Linked DNA regions of Homo sapiens: regions 1 and 3 are each linked to region 2. A link is a loop called in an ENCODE intact Hi-C map of the cell type or tissue named here. Cell type or tissue: GM12878. All regions are shown on one strand.

The links. Peaks named below come from ENCODE experiments on the same cell type or tissue, not always from the same donor. Only the 100,000 strongest peaks of a DNase experiment are listed, where the experiment ranks them.
Region 1: a loop joins it to region 2, with 7 times the contacts of the local background. A loop is called at or near these places in 27 of 110 quality-filtered maps.
Region 3: it touches region 2 in a loop (2.2-fold over the local background); 2 of 110 quality-filtered maps call a loop at or near these places.

Annotation. Positions count from the first base shown.
Region 1 is chr1:81,758,528-81,762,527 of GRCh38, reverse strand. It overlaps a transcript of ADGRL2 not described here. Among named protein-coding and RNA genes, the nearest start is that of ADGRL2, 40 kb to the left of the region's middle. In GM12878, a CTCF peak has its summit at 1,843 (motif pointing right); no DNase peak of the experiment used is centred here.
Region 2 is chr1:81,547,962-81,551,961 of GRCh38, reverse strand. All of the region lies in intron 1 of LOC101927434 (a long non-coding RNA gene), which reads left to right. It also overlaps a transcript of ADGRL2 not described here. Among named protein-coding and RNA genes, the nearest start is that of ADGRL2, 250 kb to the left of the region's middle. RefSeq lists a silencer at 2,146-2,305 and an enhancer at 3,849-4,000. In GM12878, a CTCF peak has its summit at 2,241 (motif pointing left); DNase peaks (open chromatin) are centred at 2,251, 2,491, 2,831 and 3,891; H3K4me3 peaks cover 375 bases; H3K27ac peaks cover 1,966 bases.
Region 3 is chr1:81,700,142-81,704,141 of GRCh38, reverse strand. It overlaps a transcript of ADGRL2 not described here. Among named protein-coding and RNA genes, the nearest start is that of ADGRL2, 99 kb to the left of the region's middle. In GM12878, no CTCF peak of the experiment used is centred here; no DNase peak of the experiment used is centred here.

The DNA of each region.
Region 1 (4,000 bases), 210 kb before region 2:
GAAATATCATTTTACACTGACCTTTCCCATATAATAAGATTAATTTTTAGTATTTGAATTGTAAAGAGGTTATGATAAAGACTAAAACTAAATATTTCCTGTTTAAGTCATAAAAATATAAAGACAATGAAACTATATGTTTAACCAAAATCATATAGTGGCTAGCTTGCCTAGAAGTTATGATATATACTTTTAGAAAATAAATATTTTAAAATTCACAGATGCTGCAAAGCCCCGGTCAAACATAAATTACAATCAGTTTTTATGTAACAGTAACAATTCCAAAGGACTCTTACCAACTCTCAATTTGTATCACAGATAATGCTTTCTTTTTCTGCTCGTGGAATATAAACCACATTTATTTCTATATCTGTGTATTTTAAAATAAATTACCCCAGAAAACAAAATGTTGGATATACTATGTTCAACTGCAATCCAACAGAGAAAGCAAAACCTTGTATTTCCTGTAAAAATCCTGTAGTATATTTGGTGAACATTTTGGAATAATTATAGAATTTGAATACAGCATCCATTTATTTGCAAAAGTATAAACTACATTATAATTATCAGATGACTCAATACATTTAGTAGATGATACTCCAATTTTATTATAATAATTCACCTTTTCTTGTTCGTGTTCAGTACTATCAAATACAGAAAGAACTCCTTACTTACCATTCTGGGAAAGATGAAATTTTTCATTGTGCCATAAATACCCTGGAAAGTAAAGAAAATATTATTATTTATTATACCTCCATCCACAGGGATCCTAACTGCCAAATGTAATACACCAGCAGCAAAACAAAAATAAAGTAAATCTAAGCAGAAAACACAAATCAGTGTTCTAAGAATTCTTGAACATATATTATATGACTATGAACAGAGCTACCATAAGATTAAGCACTTGTTTTGATAAGTACTTTCAAATACAGGAATAAACTATTTTGTTTTCCACAAAAGAAATATTGTAGAATTAGGAGAACATTGTCAATAAATTTTTTTTTCACTCAGCCCTTTAGCTCATTTGAAGTTTTTATTGAGAGAGATGAGACAGGTTTACCTAAAACTCTTTAAGGGAAAATATGGTTTTCTCACATCCTGATAATTAATGCTATTAATATTGATCAGTTTTTTAAAGTATAATAAACCTAATTTGGAGAAAAATACGCTGAGATCATATCTCTCTGTTAAAACTATATAATGGCTAAGGAAATTTTAATAGATATATATGAAGGAGATTTGCTTGAATTTTCTCAATAGTGATATTTCAGACCTTTAGAAATTTTTTCTAGTGAAGTAATTTTGAATAAACATTATGATGTGTTAAGATATCTTTGGAATCATTATTCCCAAGAAAGATATTGTTTCTGTAAATGAAAACTAGCTAAAATTTCAAACTATAAATCCTAATGTTCCCAAATTAAAAAGTTGGTTTTTGTTGTTTTTGTTGTTGAAGAATAAAACTGGGATTTGAAGGATGTCCTACTTAGATTTTCACATAGAAAATACCTTCTTTTTTAGACAATTTTTCTCTTAAAAATTTGAATACTAAATATGGAAGTCAAATTTTGTAATGATTCAGGAATTCTCCCTATGACAATAGTTTAAGGAAATTATTAGTTTGTATTTAATTGTAAATAATAATAATTCCTTTCAAAATGTTATATGTATTGATTTTTAATGCAAGCTCTTAATGTAAAAAAAATTTAAACACAGAAATACTTTATTTTACATGGAATTTATTTCTAAAGATTATCAATACAATTTTGATATTATAACTCATCAATCTGCTAAAAAAAAAAAAAAGTATTTTTAAGCACCAGCTCCTGAAGAGGGCAGCACGTTCTAGATATTATTGAATTCTAAGCTCAAATGTGGCAGCTTTGGCTTTAGTATACTTTTTTTAAGAACTAAAGGGGAAAACATTGATATTTTTTATAGATGTCTATCCCCATGATATAATAAACCAGCAGAAAGTTTAGGCAGACCAAGGTCAAAACTATATTTGATTATTAAAAGAGAACATTCAAATTAGACACCAAAAGCAATGTATTTAGAAAAGAAACAAAATACAGTAAGGAGACATTCCATGAGGAATGTGTTTTATCTTAATACTGTAGATAACTTTTTCTATTGGCAGTGCGTTGACTATCAAAACTACTAAAGGGGTTAGATTTAATTATCTCACTTCTTGCACATTTCATCTCAATTGCTATGGCAACATTCAGTTGCCTCAGCAGCTATGCACACTTTAATCAGATATTTCCTTTTCATTTCTCTATGAGCCAAACTGTGTAGTCAAATTTACAACCAAGTCCTGATGAATCTGATAACACCTCTAACAATTTAATGGGCAACTTGCCTCCACCCACACATATAAATGTTTTCAGAGAGGCTTATAACTATTGGCCAAGTATGAGACTTGATAAGAATATATGTTTGGACTTTCCTACTTCATTGATTTAAAAAAGAATTTTTTTTGCTCTTTTCTCTACCATTTCTTTTTTTAGAAGTTTTTCACCAATTTGAAACTCACTCCAGCCAGTCCCTACCTTGGGTCCCCTATCCTCACTAAGAGAGTGCATGAGTAAAGGAAACAACCTCCAGTGTTCAAATGTCAATTCTCATCAACAAGTCTATTGAATTATTTACCTTTTATCTGAACATACTTGGAACTGGCACATCAAAGAGCCATTTTCTATTTCTTGAATACAGGTCAGAGAAGGAAGGAAAATAAAGATAAAGCAAAATCTGATAGAGGAGGAAAAGTGTAGAATATTATACTTAAACAGATGTCCAAGCATGAAGGAAATTTGGTCAAGCTTCAGTAATACAGCAGTTTTAATGAGAAGGAAAAGCATGATGCATTAAGTTGTTGATGACACTTTGGTGAATATTAAACATCTACATTGTTGGACAAATCATCACTTTAGTATTTGGTAAAAGACTAGAAAAAACTTTTGTGGACATATAAGGAACATTCAAACTGTCCTGAATTCTGATTTAAAATGTTAGTTAATTATACTTTCATAAATGTTTTGAATTTTGCAAGTAGTAACTAAATTTTAATTTGATACTGTATAGTAAAAATTTTTTAAACTCTAAGAAGCAAAGTGATCTAAGCTCTTTCTAACAGTTTTAATGGCTGCTAAAATTTGTATTTAGATAGCAATCATTTTTATCCTGAAGTTGTGATAGTTCTCTGGTGAGAAGTTTTACTCCAGTAGCTGACAGTAATATTTCAGCATGTTTTTTCAATCACCACTTAGTAGTGTCTAGTAATATTTTCATTAAGAGGCAACCAAAAAGATGCTTTCTATAGCTGGATTTATCACTCTGATGTGTAAAGAGCAAATTCTAGATTATGTCTTATGTATTACAGATGGCTAATTACAGCAATCAAAATCTAATCAAACCTGGAAAAGATTATATTTAAAGTGCAGGTCTTATATATTTTTAACTATAATTGAGGTCAGTATTAGCAGACTGTATTCAAAATGTGGTTATTGAAAAGCTAACTTCTCATTAATGATACAGTTTGGAAGCCCTGTAACCTTAGGAGTAGCGGAAGGAATAAGAGAAGTTTAATTAAAAATATATATACATATAAAGGAAGCATGGAACCTATCTTCAAATATTTGAAGGTCTCTTTATGTAATGGAGACAGTAAATGTCTTAGAAAACTAAGACAAATGGTAGGAGTTCCTGAGAATTGGATTCCAGCTCTGTATTTAAAACTTGAAAACAATTAGAATAGCTTAAACAATGGCATAAGCCATGAAGCAGCAATTCCTTTGTGTAGGCATATTCCATGAAATGTTAGCATATGAACTCTTTATTTTCCGTTCTTAAATTCTGAGACAACATTGTAGAAAAGGTGATAGAACCACGCCACAGATTTAGATCTAGGAATTAAGGTGAGCTACTTCTTAATGAATTTTTCAAATACCAATGCTTTATGTTAGTATGGAAACCTAGCAATGAACTGCAAACAGCATAT
Region 2 (4,000 bases):
TCCTTACCTCCATTGTAATATCTCACAAGCAGTTCCCACTAATACATTTCAGTTAATCCGGGGAGTATTTCAATTCATGGGATCTATTTTCCATAAGTTTTCCAAATGGACATTCTTAAAAGAACAACTTACAGTTTGATTGATTGATTGATGTGCTAGAAGAACTAAAATTTTAAAAAGCTATATGTTTCAGAAGTATTTTAAAGGAGGTAGTCATACTCAAAGATATTTGAAATGCAGAGGCTGTTCATTCACACCTAGATCTTAATTTCCTATTTTTTTCAACTCAGACCCAGCATTCTTTAGACATTATAGGCAGACTATACACTTATGATGTATACATAAGTGCACATAATCACAGCATTTGGTTGTAACAAACTAGTTTTACTAAAATGGAAGATTTAATAGATGAAATGAGGAAATATGTCAATGTAATAGCATATTAGATTTTGCAAATGAGCTATTCCTAAGGCAACATGCATTGCTTTGCTTTTATATTTCCACAATCATTTGTTCACTTGACAGCTAACATTCAGAATCCATCTTTGATCTTGGAGGACTTGTACAAATCAAAGTATAATAAATCCTTACACTTGGGGACTCAAGGTGACACTCGACAAAAGCTGTCTTCTGAAAGAGTCCTTGGCCTGTTGGATACACAGATCTTCCTCAAGACCTGGTGTCAGGGCTAGTCTTTAGCAGACTTGAAAAGAGGAAAAACCTGTCCTTAGGGCTTTCAACATTACTGTGTGCCCCATTTCCTATCAAGCATCTGGGACCCAAAAATTCTAGTTTCCACCTATTGAGGATTTATTATGTGACACACACTTACATGTATTATTTCTGATCCTTACATCAACTTGCAGGATCAGAATTTCATCCTCATTGCATAGAAAATGAAGCTCAATGAGTCTCAGTACATCTTCTAAGAGGCAGAGCTGGGTTTCAACCTTGGGTCTGACTTCAAAGCCCCTCCTGAAGCCCATGACATCATCATGTCTCAGCCTGAGGCTTCCCTGTGGAGTTCACACCCAAACTTGTTCTTCCTGTTTTGACTCTAGATTCCCTTCCTGGAGCTTTGGCTTGGGACACTAATCATCTGAATATAGGCAGTAATGAATTTTTTTTTTTTTTTCTGTAAAGAGGGTAGAACGGAAAGCATATATGCTCCCACCTCTTCTATTGGCTTTTATTACAAATTCTATTTACTTTCTGATAGGGATACTTTGGAAATGATACCTTTACCCAGAGGAATTGTAACAGGATAAATCTCGAACAGCATGGCATATTGTTGATCAGGCAGACGACAGGACTGCCAACTCGGCGTGCTGCTAACATTAGCCATTTGTGTTGTGAAAACTCCTGTTAGCTTCTTAGAGCTACAAAGCCTGTGATGAGAAATTGTCTTTATTTTGCTTTGTGAATATCTGCCATTTGATTTTTACTTTCCAACATAAACTGACACCTCTTGGGCTTGTAACAGAATTTTTCCACTGTGAATAAGTCCCCGAAAGCACTCTGGGTTGGTAGAACAGCCCGATGTTCTGTTAAAAATCACTGGAAATTAATTTCTATTAAAGACCTAGCTTTGAAATTTACTGTGTTACTTTGGGAAAGCCACATCACCTCTCTACACCTTCAGCTATAAAATGGCTGTCATGAGGATCAAATGAGATTCTAGCTTTACAAAAGGCTTTGCAAATTGTTAAGAATTATACAAAAGTAAGGGCATTTCTGGGCATCATTTTGAATCCTATTCATTCCTTCCTGAGAAACAATCTTGCAATATAAGGCATTGACTGGCATCTTCCATCTGTGCTATCCTACCCTATGATACTCCTTGGATTTTCCCCTTAATTTACCTCTGCTCTGCCAATAATCAATATGGCAGGAGTTTCAAACATTTTCTCCTTGGATTTCCTAATTCAGACCAATGGCAAATCCTGAAGTTATTAGGTATCAAGGGCTCATTTATCAAATCCTTACAAAGAAGCTTTTCTTTTTGTAATTTTTTCCCTTTTCTATCTTAGCAGGTTATCTTTTGTAATCACTGATTACTGTGATTACTGTCTACTTGGGATAGAAGGCAGGGATTAACAGAACCATGTGAGGAAAGTTGAATGAAGATACCTCTCTCACTCATCCTTTCTTCCCATTTGCTTCTCACTTGGGGTAACAGGTACCTCTCATGCCCATTAGTCTGATTCTTTCTCTAAAAAGTACCTTAGTGCCCTCTACAGGTTGTGTGAATTTCTCATCCCGTGATCTTGTTTACATGTTATGCTTTCTCCCTTAGCTCTCTCCTAAAACCACTGGTGGCTAGGTTCTTCTCAATGGTGCCAGATTCCAGGAGGATTGCTTATTTATAGTATTCTCTGAAATGTATTTATCTAATGAGAGTATTGAAGAATATGGTGACTTCAATCTTGTGTGCAATTTGAGGGAGAGAATTGATCCCAACTATTTGGCATGTCAGTAGTTACTAGGAGACCATTTGCAGGTGATAAGCTACAGAAGACATCTGCAGGTGAGAAATCTGAAACTGAAAAAGGTCAAGTAACTTTGTAAGGCTTCCAAAACTATTTTGTGGTTGCAGAGCCAGAATCTAGGTCTCCCAGCATTTATTCGAGCATTCTTCCTTTCCTTTGTTTTGAATAGTTTCTTTTCCATATTTTCAAAAGTTTCTGTTTTGTCCTCCTGTTGTGTATCTCAAAACCTACCCCAAGGAGTTACAAACGTCATCCATTTGGCTTCAGTAGGTAACTGATGGATTAGGTCTTCCAGCATGTCAAAAGGATCTGCTTGGTAATACTAATCCAATTTGTAACCACATCCTGGTGCCGTTGCAAATGTCTCAGAGGTCAAAAGTAAAATTTAGTGAGAACTAGAAAGTGCAGCAAACATGGGAGAGGGCTCATTTCTTGATTTACTTGAAAGTTGCCTAAAGCAAAGCACTCCAACATACAACCTTGTAATGAGCTTTGGACTGCAAGGCAGAAATCTGTTGGCTTTTTCTAGCCTTCAAGACCTGGAAATTCTTGAACACCTTCTCAACCTTCTGTTTTTTGAAATGTCACTCACTCATTCCCAAATTAGTTGACATCATCAGCCTGGAGTTTATCTTGCTCACTCCAAGTGCAGAATGTCCACTGACTCAAATCCTTAATCATTCAAGAATTTGGGACTCACGAAAGTTTTTCTTCTTTGAGATTATTTAGAGATTTGGAATACAATTTGGATGAAAACAATGCTACATTTTAACCTGAATCCTTGGGGAAAAATAAAAACCTTGGAATACAATTATGTCCTGTAGATCAAAATTGAGAGTGAAAATACCTAGATACAAGTTCTGAGAGGATAACCCAAAGAGGACTTTGTGAAACTACTTAAAAATGGCAAGTCAACCACAAATCTATATTTGTTCAGCTTTTGGATTTCCTCTTGCTAAGTAATTTTAAAGCTACTTAACAGTATTTAATTGACATTTAACTCACTATTCTACTTGCTTCAAGTTTTTCATACTGAAGCGCTCACAATTATAACTTGCATATGAAAAATTACCTTAGCCTGATTTCCAAATGGCTGAAGAGTTTGATGTAATTTCTACTAGAATTCTGTAATATTGATGCAGCAGATGCTGGAGCAGCATTTTTCAGCTGTCAATTATGACCCTTTAGTAGGTCATGAAATCAATTTAGTTGATTGTGATTAGCATTAAAAAGAGTAAAAAAAGAAAGGAAGAGAATTGCACAGAACATAAGAAATTGAGTGCAAGTTAAGTATTGTTATGTGAAACTCTTTCTTCAGTTACGTGTGTAGTTGGATTGGGACATAAATTATATTTCTTGTGTGGGCTGTAGTCAAACTGAGAAACACTATTTTAGACTGCAGTGGGTAAGAGAAAGAACTCCTTCCCAGCTGTGTGAATCATTCTGAGACTTGATTTTCTACGCTGAAAATGTGTGTAATAAGACTTTCATAACAGGGTTGTTGTAAGAAT
Region 3 (4,000 bases), 150 kb before region 2:
AGAAATCTGGGTTGTGTAAGAGGGGAAGTATGATGATGAAGGGAGGCCTAAGCATCCCCATACAGGCTTGTGTCATGTAGTTAAATAAATACATTTACTGTTACCAGCAAGGCCAAAGATGAGCAGGGGGAAGGGGTAGCTCCAGAGAGATGATGGGTTTTTCCTTAAAGACTAAGCTCTTTTGTGGCTTATTGGCCTCCTTTACTTCATATGCAGATATCTGCCCCACACTTCCTTCCTTAGTGTAGAATACAAGAGCACTAAACTAAAAATAAAACAAACAAACAAAAGAACCCATTACTTTTGGTGGGCTGATATTGGAAAATGTAAACTTAGAGACTGTTAGGTAATCCTAAGTCCAGACTCATTACTCATTTAACCTTGGCACAAGTTAATGTTTAAGTGAAACTTTATAATAACCAGTTTCCATTTCTTCATTCTCCTTACATTTTTTTACCCATTTTCATTGTAAATTGTTTTACATTATTTTGCTCTTCCTTTTCTTCGGTACGAGAATAAAGTTGTTTTTATCTCTGTGTCATTTCCACCCTTTCCTATACTTACTCTCCCAGGAGATGATCTCACCAATGTCCACACTGGACCAAAGGCATCTGGCACATACTCTCATAACTTTCCTCGCCTCCACCTCAGATTTCCTGACACCATCCTCTTTTCCTGTCCTTCTCTCTTGGAATAAGACAACAACAACAACAACAACAGAAAACAAAAACTCTCTAGCTAGCATAACTACCTGGATTCTCCCCAACTCCTGTTCCATTAATCACACATTTCCCCTAACAACTCCAATTGCCCCTGCTCCACTAATTTCTTCCCTTCTGCAAACATGCTCAAATCTCCACTTGCCTAAAACTTTTCTTGCTTACTTCTCCCGCTTCACTTTCTGGGTACAGATTCCTCACATTTGCTATCTTCAATTATTCTCCCCTTCATTCTTCTCATGCCCTTGAAATATGTCTTCTGTGGAATACATATTTCAGCCCACAAATCTGAGGAAACAGTTTTTGTTGACCTAATCATTGCTGACTCACTAGCTGCTTTCATTCCTTCTATGGTTCTCACGCTGTATTAATCAGCGCGATTGACCATCCTGAACTACCCCAGTGTGTTGTGCTTCTACACTGGGTTACATGCTTTCTTCATCTCTGTAGCTAGAGTGTTCTCAGGTTTCCTGAAAACTTTCTAGTTGCAGAATAAATTCTCTACTTTCTTCTTTACAAATGTATTATCTTTCTCTCCTATCCCTTAGTAGCTTCATGAAATTACTTGCATCATCTGTGAATATGGTTCCTTTCATATATTACCATAACCCCATTAGAATTCATTTCTTATAGGCAAAAGCCCTTAAGATGTTTTTTAACTCTCCTTGGTAAAGATACCAGTAATCCATATAACAAATATTTTTTAATATTTTGGTCCCAGCAAGATGGTGTTTTCTTAATTCATACATATTTTGGAAATTTGTTTTTGTTTTTGTTTTTGTTTTGTTTCCTAATCATGTGTGTCTGACCATGACAGAGCCATAAGGAAAAGTTGTTTGAGCTCAGGGTACTTGCAATTCATAGTTGTTCTCTGAAAACCACTGTTCCGAAATTACTGTGTTGTACATCATGAAGATACCCTGGAGTTCTTTCACCATCCTGGATTTTCTTCTTCCTTCTTGCATACTTGTGATATGTAGCATGAGAAGGTTATGACTACTCTGAAAGTGAAGTGGAAGCTTAGGTGGTATGTATGAGTGTTTTTATTGTCACCTTCCATCTTTGTACATGTACATTGGCAGAGTTTTTAGAAAGAAGGGGTGATGCTGTCTAGCTGGTGTTTCTCAGCTGGTCATATTGAAAACACGTAGGTAGATGCCTGCCTACTTGTGGTCAGACCCAATGGTGTAAAGTGCCCCATATCCACCTACATGTTGTGTTCACCCTTTTTCCTTGAGAAATGACTATTCTTACAGATATAGGCTTTCAGGGAAAGGTATGACAGCCTTCCTCTTCAATATATTCTTATAAAACTTTTGGGCTTGCCTAATAGACTCTTTCACATATCCATTAAATTTCCATTCAACCCTCAAGACAGAGGTAGCTTCCTTCATCTTACACAAGAATAGGGTTGAAAGAATATCAGAGAGTCCCAGAAGGACCATGAAAACTGTATTTATGGAAGGCCATAGATTCAAGTTTCTGTAATGTGGGCTTTCCCCCAAGGTAATGACTGCTAAAAACATCTATGTCCCAGGGAACTGACGTAGGTTCCTTCCTGAGACAATTCCTGGGAGAAAAGAGATAGCCAATGCAGAGACTGTATCTATCTGGCTTACTATAGTACATCCTCTGCTTTGCAGTGTCTAACAGAAATGGGTGCTCCATAAATATTTGTAGAACTGAAAAGCATTGAAATGTTGGCAAGAAAACAGACAGCATTGATAGTAGTACCAGATTTGGGGAACTTGGGCAAATTCCTTAATAAATTATCAGATGTTCCTGGTGTAGTGATTTAGGCAGACTCTTTCCCCTAGGGTGTTGTCCAGATAGTTGGGAATTTGGTTGAAGCTGATCTCTGAAAAGATTCAGTGGTCAGAATGGAAAATCTCACCGCAGGACATTTTAGGATTAGGTACTTTCACAAAGAAATCAGTTCTACTGAAGCTTCTGGACCCAGCCAATGCTGACTACAAGATACTAGATTCGACAGAAAAGTAGGCAATACAACTGTGTCTCTCCCTTTGTTCCTCCATGGGATTTAATCATAAACTTATATTGTTTGAATATAGTTTCACTAATTATGAAATATGATCAGTTTGGACAATTACATGAAATGTCAAATAGAAATATCCCAGACCTGGCATCAATGGTTATAAATCAGTGTTCTAGTAATGTTTAATGTACCCTCAACACTTTTTCAGAAACCAAAAACATTTTATTTTAATCAAAAAGAAAACAAGGTATGCCACCGATGAAAATGACATACATATTTTTGTGCTTATTATTTAAAGAAAGGAGAAACATCTGAAATCTGTTTGCTAACTACAGTATAATACAAATTAGCCTGCAGGCACCGTGTGTGCCGTACCCTGTCTGCTTGCCAGCCCTGCTTAGTCCCAACGTATTAATGAGCAAGTGCAAGTATTTGAACAATCAGCATTTCTGCATTTGCATGCAAACTCTCATGCTGTGTAATTATACACAGAGCTGGCACTCAAATTAATTAAAGCTGATTTTTCTGTGACTGCAAACTGGTCATATCTTCAGCTTTGCCTTCCTATGAAGTCATCACTCTACATTCAACATGACACTCTGTCCCCAGCATTCTTAGTAGTGCTAATGTTCGACAATTGTGAATCCGGCAATATTTTAGAGAGCAGCTGACAATGGCTGGGTGTTCTTATGCTTTTCCTCTCCTATCTTTCCCCCTTCTGGAGTATACAGAACAGCTTTTGAACACTTGCTTTGTAATTATCTCAAATACTAATGCAAACAAATTACATATATTGTTTCAGTGGGTTCCCTCCCCTCTTTTATGACACCACGCACTTGATTAGAGCTTACAAACAATTCATCAAACTTTAAAAATTTGTTTATTTGATGCCAAGAAACAATTAGTTGTGACGGTTTTGGTCTTAATTTTGAAAAGGCTTTAACAAATGATGTTTTATTTTAAGAGACAAAGATCTTATAATTCAAAATCAGGGAGATTAGGAAAGAAACAAGCAGCAATGACTGCTAGATTCGATTAAGACTTTTTGAATCCTTATCAAACATAATGGACTTGAAACGGAGACTATTATTTGCCAGAGAGATCCGTAAATGTTAACTTCTAGGACAGAAGGCTTTCCTCAACTCTTCCACAATAAAGCCATCTCCTTTGGTTTCTCCGTTCCTCTGAAGGAAATCTTCCTGTGACAATTCTTTTGAAAAGACATCTTCAGAGCAATTAAGATATCGTTATGATTCTCTTTTCATAAATTTAAATCTTGAATAAA